Linked DNA regions of Homo sapiens: region 2 is linked to region 1. Evidence: chromatin contacts called from ENCODE Hi-C or POLR2A ChIA-PET data. All regions are on one chromosome and are shown on one strand. The core of a region is the stretch at or near the end of the contact, and the rest is flanking DNA. Distances in the headings are between cores, read along the strand shown. Region 1 holds the start of TMEM120B (transmembrane protein 120B). Region 2 holds the start of BCL7A (BAF chromatin remodeling complex subunit BCL7A).

The links. A loop is a pair of places that touch in the nucleus more often than their neighbours do. ChIA-PET counts read pairs that join two places held with the same protein, here RNA polymerase II (POLR2A). Pooled maps may share reads with other maps.
Region 2: a pooled map shows a loop between it and region 1 (4-fold over the local background). The contact joins the promoter of BCL7A here to the promoter of TMEM120B in region 1. A Hi-C loop is called at or near these places in 1 of 168 maps with a recorded cell type or tissue (dorsolateral prefrontal cortex), 2 of 37 single-sample maps with no recorded cell type and 8 of 50 pooled maps. POLR2A ChIA-PET finds 5 or more read pairs at or near these places in 2 of 52 experiments (MCF 10A and PC-9).

The regions. Positions count from the first base shown.
Region 1 is chr12:121,710,771-121,714,053 of GRCh38, forward strand. TMEM120B (transmembrane protein 120B) reads left to right here and starts at 1,982. Exons shown (of 12, transcript NM_001080825.2): 1 at 1,982-2,194. The coding sequence starts at 2,126. RefSeq lists silencers at 1,824-2,083, 2,094-2,143, 2,324-2,453.
Region 2 is chr12:122,020,211-122,023,300 of GRCh38, forward strand. BCL7A (BAF chromatin remodeling complex subunit BCL7A) reads left to right here and starts at 1,674. Exons shown (of 6, transcript NM_001024808.3): 1 at 1,674-1,973. The coding sequence starts at 1,882. RefSeq lists silencers at 1,553-1,632, 1,763-2,082, 2,233-2,392 and an enhancer at 2,227-3,042.

The DNA of each region.
Region 1 (3,283 bases), core at 732-3,231:
TACAGGCGTGAGCCACCATGCCTGGCCAGAAAGGGTGTCTTTTTAAGAGAGGACACACACAGACATGCACACAGGAAAGAAGACGGTGCAACAGGGTAGAGATTGGGGTGATGCAGCTGCGAGCTAAGGAACGCCAGTGAAGGAGCCCCCCGCCACCACATACACCCACAAGCTATGAGGAGGGAAGGATTCTGCCCAGAGCTTCAGAGGGAGCACTGCTTTGCTGACACCTTCCTCTCAGATTTCTAGATGCCAGAACTGTGAGACAATACATTTCTTTCTTTTCTTTTTTTCTTTCCTTCCTTCCCTCCCTTCCTTCCTCTCTCTCTCTTTTTTTTGAGACTCAGTTTCACTCTTGTTGCCTAGGTTGGAGTGCAATGGCACGATCTCAGCTCACCACAACCTCCACCTCCCTGGTTCAAGTGATTCTCCTGCATCAGCCTCCTGAGTAACTGGATTACAGGCATGTGCCACCACACCTGGCTAATTTTTTTGTGTGTTTTTAGTAGAGATGGGGTTTCTCCATGTTGGTCAGGCTGGTCTTGAACTCCCAACCTCAGGTGATCCTCCTGCCTCAGCCTCCCAAAGTGCTGGGATTACAAGCGTGAGCGACCGCGCCCGGCCTCCTTCTTTCTTTATGAGACTGGGTCTCGCTCTGTTACCCAGGCTGGGGTGCAGTGGTGCAATCATAGCTTACTGCAGCCTTGACCTCCCAGGCCCAAGGAATTCTTGGACCTCAGCCTCCGGAGTAGCTGGGACCACAGGCGCGTGCCACCACACCCAGCTAATCTGTAAATTTTTTGTAGAAACAAGGTCTCCTTATGTTGCCCCCGTTGGTGAGAATACATTTCTATTGTTTAAACTACCCAGGTTGTGGTTATGGCAGCTTTAGCAACGAACACAGGGGGCCGGGCACGGTGGCTCATGCCTGTAATCCTAGCACTTTGGGAGGCCAAGTCGGGCGGATTACTTAAGGTCAGGAGTTCGAGAGCAGCCTGGCCAACACTGCAAAACCCCGCCTCTACTAAAAATACAAAAATTAGCTGGATGTGGTATAACCTGGCTACTCCAGAGGCTGAGGTATGAGACGCACTTGATTCCGGGAGGCGGAAGTTGCAGTGAGCTGAGATCACACCACTGCACTCCAGCCTAGGCGACAGAAAAAAAAAAAAACACCCATAAAAATAGAAGAAAAAAGAAAGATAAAAAAGTAAAGTAACACAGGTGTCATTTGAAACTGAGGCCTGAATGATGAAAAAAAGGCACATCGTATGAAGATTTAGAGGGAAGAAAGTTCCATGCAAGGTCAGGAAGAGAAAAAGCAATGGCTGGAGGGTACGAGTCCAGGGCGGTGAGATAGAAGGGACTGGAAAGCTAGGCAGGGGCAGTTCTTGCAGGACTTGGCAGAGGAGGGGACAGAACTGGATTTAATCAGCTTGGAGGCGGTTGTCCCTTGAGCGACAGAAACAGCTGTTAAGAACGTCACCCAGAGCGTTAGAGGGCAGGAATCTAGGATGTATTAGCTGCAGCACATAATAATGACAACGTGAAATGACCGTGCCCTCTCTGCGCTGCGCCGCCCGGCCCCCGACCTTTTTGGATGGTCGATGTCAGCGCCAGCCTTCCGGGGCGCTGGCCTGGGCTCAAGTCAGGCAATGACCAGGGGCCGGTGAGCTTTCATTTCACCTCCCCCAAATCTCCTTTCCCCAAACTCTAGACACCCCCAAAACACACAATCTAAGTCAAATAATCTCTGCAAATGCAACCTGCAGACAAGTCCCCCAACTCTTCCTGGAAGAGACAGATTCTGGAGGCGCAGAGGCACTGCCAAGGGGGCCGCAACAGACCCCGAAAGACCTTGCGAGCCTGCCATGTCCCGGTCCGGAACGCCGCACGCGGGGCGGGGCGGGGCACATGCGCACGCGCGGCCCCGCCTCCCAGGCGTGGGGCGGGGCGGGCGCCGGGGCGGGGCCGTGACGTCAGTTGCGCGCGTGGCTCTGGCTGCGCAGGAACAGCTGGTGCCTCCGAGGGCGGTCGGCGAGCGCGCGGGCGTGGGGCGCTGGGGGGCCGGTCGGGCAGCGCTGCGGGAGCAGCCGCCGGCACCGCCGCCTTGCACCATCGCATCATGTCCGGGCAGCTGGAGCGTTGCGAGCGCGAATGGCACGAGCTGGAGGGAGAATTTCAAGAACTGCAGGTAGGGCCAGGCCACCTGGTCCCGCAACTCTGCTGCCCGCGGTGCAGCGCCTTGCCCTTCCTGAGCCCCCCGGCCCGGGCGGTGGGGACAGTCAGGGCCTAGGGAGTGCCCCGGAGAGGCCCTGGGGGCGGACGGGAGGCATGGACCAGCCCCCTCCCATCACCCGGCGCTTCAGCTCTTCGTCCACGTGGGGCGCCGGGTCGCAGCCCCCTCTTCCGCCGCCCTCCCACTGGCTCTCTGCTCCACGCACCCCCTTCGCTGCAGAAAGTTGGTCTGTGGCCTCTGAGGCAAGTTCCAGGCGTGTTCATCTGTGGGGGTGGTTCAAAGAGAACAGCCCAGCCCCCACCTCTGCAGGGTCTCCCCAGATCTCACCCCGCCCCCTCCCATCTGCTTTTGGTAGCTCAGCTCCCACCCCGTGCTCTGGCGGGGCAGCACTATCCTGCAGCTCTGTTTTGGGAGGTGTACTTAAGAGCTGTTCACCTTGAACCTCTAGGTTGTGCTTGGGGATTAGGGACCCCTATTTCCTGTCTTTGGGGGCTCTGACGCTGCTGCAGGCTGATTTTGGCGTGGAGAGCATCTGTCAGTTCGGACAGCTGAGTAGCCTCACCCAGTGATAGGGGAAACTCCCAGCTCTATCCTTCTGGCCCGGAGCCTTACACGGGGTGGAGTGAGGGCGGGTGTAAGGCGGGGGTCCCCTGAGAGAATGGCATTGCTGCTGGGTGTGGGGAGCGGTCCTGGCAGCAGTTGTTCCTGCTAAGAGGTTCAGAGAGGCCCCAGCTACCTACCGTGTTGACTAGAGACGCCTCAGGAAACCTTGGGGTTGACCAAGAGGGACTCGGTGACTATTTTTGAAGACAGGGCTGTTCCCTCTCCAGTCACGGGATTGTTTTTCGGGGGGTTGGCTTTGCCTGAAATTACATTGCACACTATCACCCCAGTCCTCTCATTTGGAGCAGTGACATTGTCCCTGTCCATGTACCTCTTGTCTGCAGTTCAGTTGGCCTCCTACAGTGTGCAGAGGGGAGAGGAGGTTGCCAAGGGTGTCTCTGATGGGTCTTTCTAGACACGTGGTTGTAGATTCTGATCAAT
Region 2 (3,090 bases), core at 424-2,923, 310 kb after region 1:
ATTACAGGCCTGCACCACCACGCCCAGCTAATTTTTGTATTTTTAGTAGAGACAGGGTTTCTCCATGTTGGCCAGGCTGGTCTCGAACTCCTGACCTCGTGATCTGCCCACTTCGGCCTCCAAAGTGCTGGGATTACAGGCATGAACCACCGCGCCCGGCCTTTTTTTTTTTTCTGAGACAGGGTCTCACTCTGTCTCCCAGGCTGGAGTGCAGTGGCTGGATCTCTGCTCACTGCAACCTCCGTCTCCCAGGTTCAAGCGAGTCTCCTGCCTCAGACTCCCGAGTAGCTGCGATTACAGGAGCCCACCACCGCGCCCGGCTAATTTTTGTATTTTTAGTAGAGACGGGGTTTCACCCACCATGTTGGCCAGGCTGGTATCGAACTCTTAACCTCAAGTGATCCACCCGCCTCGGCCTCCCAAAGTGCTGGTATTACAGGCATGAGCCACCGCGCCCGGCCAGTATTTGTTCTTTTCTTCATTTTTCACGTCAGGAGACTGCGTTTCAGAATAGTAAAAACAAATGCCTAGGAAAAGGCCTGCGGTCTCTCCATTTCCACAGTAGCGTGTTCCCCAAAGACCAAACCCTCAGGGGAAACGTCTAGAATGAGTAACAACTTAAGGCTGCAACCTTAAACTTTCCCAGGACTCAGTTTCCCCAGCTGTGAAATGGCTGCTGTCGGGCTGTCATCTCCAGGCCCGGGGCGCTGACATTTGGGCCACTCTCGGTCTCCCTCTTCATTCTGGGCGCGCATTAGCTCTGGTCCGGCCGGTTCCGCTGCAGCTGAACAGCAAGATGCGGCACCCAGGTTACCCTGATCATCGCAGATTTCTCCCCGGGGCTCTGTTCTGAGGCCTCAAAAGTGCTCCTTGTAGATGGGACCAGGGGTCATTTGGGCAGTAGCAGCGCCTGGTCTCAGTCTGGTACTGAAGTCAGGAATGGCTTAAGGTGAAATCGTGGTCCTCTGGTGAAGCTCAGCGAAGACCCCCTCGCCTTGTTTATGACAAGAGAACTTCTGGGGGCGGGAGGAAGAGTCCCTGTTACGATGCTGATCATCATTGAGCTTTTGCTGAGCAGAAAACTCTTTAGTACTCAAGGTCGAGAGTCTCTGGTGGTCTGCCTGGCACCAGGCACCTTCCTACAACCCTAGTTTTCCAAAAGGACAAAGCCTGGGGCAGGCGACGTCCTAGCTCGCATTTGAACAGGGCCGCGGGCCAGCAGAGATGCGCGATGCCCAACTCTTTCCAAGAGCACCTCGCGTCCCGAACCGGTGCCTTCAACTCGGAGAAGTCAAGAGACCCGCAAGAAACTTGCACGACTGCACCCGCCGCCGCGCTCTGGGGGCTGGGCAGGGGCAGCTGGGCTGGCTCCCGGGGAACGCGACCCCCCCGCGCCCCGCAGACCGGCTGTCTCCCATGGACCCCTCGGCACCTGCAGCCTCCGAGGAAGGGTCAGCGCGCGTGTCCGCACGCCCGCCCCCACCGCGCGCCCAGAGCCGGGGGTCGCCGTGCGCCCTTCGCCACCTCCCCAGGAGGGCGTCCGGGGCGTCCCCTCTGGGGGCGCAGGAGGCCCGGGGGCGCTGCCCGGTGGCCGCGGCGCCCGGAGGCCGCACTGCCGGCGGCGGCGGCGGCGCGGCTCCCCCTGCTCTGTGCAGCTGCCGCCCGGCGCTTGCGCACTGGGCCAGGCGCGCGGCGGCCCCGGGCTTTGTGTGTGTGTGTATGTGTGTGTGTGTGTGTGTGTGTGTGTGAGTGTGTGCGTGTGAGAGTGCGAGTGTCTGTGCGCGAGTGAGTGAGCGGCGGGCGGGCGCGAGTGTGGCCGCCGCGGAGCGCGAGCAGGACCCGGCGGGCGCGCTCCCCAGCCTCCGTCTCCCCGCCGGAACCATGTCGGGCAGGTCGGTTCGAGCCGAGACGAGGAGCCGGGCCAAAGATGATATCAAGAGGGTCATGGCGGCGATCGAGAAAGTGCGCAAATGGTAAGCGGAGGCGCCCGCCGCCAGCCGCCTCCCCGGCCGCCCCGAGCCCGAGCGCGGCTCCAGAGAGCCGCGGGGCGCAGCGCCCCGGCCGCCTGCCCCGGCCCAGCCCCGCCGCGGGCCCCGGGACTTGGCGAGGGCGGGCGGACGGGCGGGCGGCGCGCGAGCCGGGTCACCTGCGCCAGGCTGGGGCCGCGGCCGCTGCCCAGGTGCGCTCGCGCCTGTAGCCCACCTGGCGCGGCGGCCCGGAGGCGGCGGGCGCCGGGGCCAGGCGGTTGGAGCGGCGGGGCGGCCCCCGCCGCGGCGCTCGGCTCCCGGGAGGGGGGCTCGGGGCCGGCCCCAGAAGCCATTTCGTTTTGTGCAAGTCACATGAAAGCGGCTTCCCGCGCGCCGGGGCCGCGATGCCGGCGGCGGCGGGGAGAGCGCGAGCTCCATTGTGCAGGCTCCGAGCGGGCCGCCGCCGCCGTCTCCTCCCCGCGCACCCCGGCCCGCGCCCCGCCGCCCTCCGCCAGCCCCGGCCCGCCCGGCCGCCCGCTCCCGCCTCCCGGGCCCGGCGCCCTCGAGTCTGCGGAGTTTGCAGAGCGCGAGCCGTTTAAATTTAGCGCTTTGGGCTGCCTGGAGCGAGGGCTCTCGGCGACCAGGAAAGATGGGGGCGAGCGCTGGGAGCCAGCGGCCAGGGGCGCGGGGCGCCCACGTCCCACCCCGCTCTGCGCGGCGCCCCGGGCGGGGGGCTCGGGCCAGCCGATGTTTTTGGCCAGAAGCCGTTCGTCCTGGGCCGCGGCTGCCTCTCCACACCGGGAGCTCGTGTTTGTTTTGCGGAGGGAGCTGTTGTTTTTGTTCTCTGCACCGGGGAGAGGGGGACTTGGTGGCGGCCGCGCGTGGTTTTCGGGATCACATTAGCGTCCGCCCGGCGTGGCCCGGTCGACATTAAGGGGATCGAACCTTTCCGCGGCCTCGTCGGGGTCTGCTCGGAATCGGCCCCTGGGCCAGGCCCGAGGCGCAAGCAGATCGCCAGGTTGGGTCAGAGTTGTTGAAAACTCCCCGCTGCCTGATTTCAACTTTATTATTTTTTTCCCACGCCTTCACTGGGGTCCCGGAGGGAGAGGAGCCGCCGCAACGC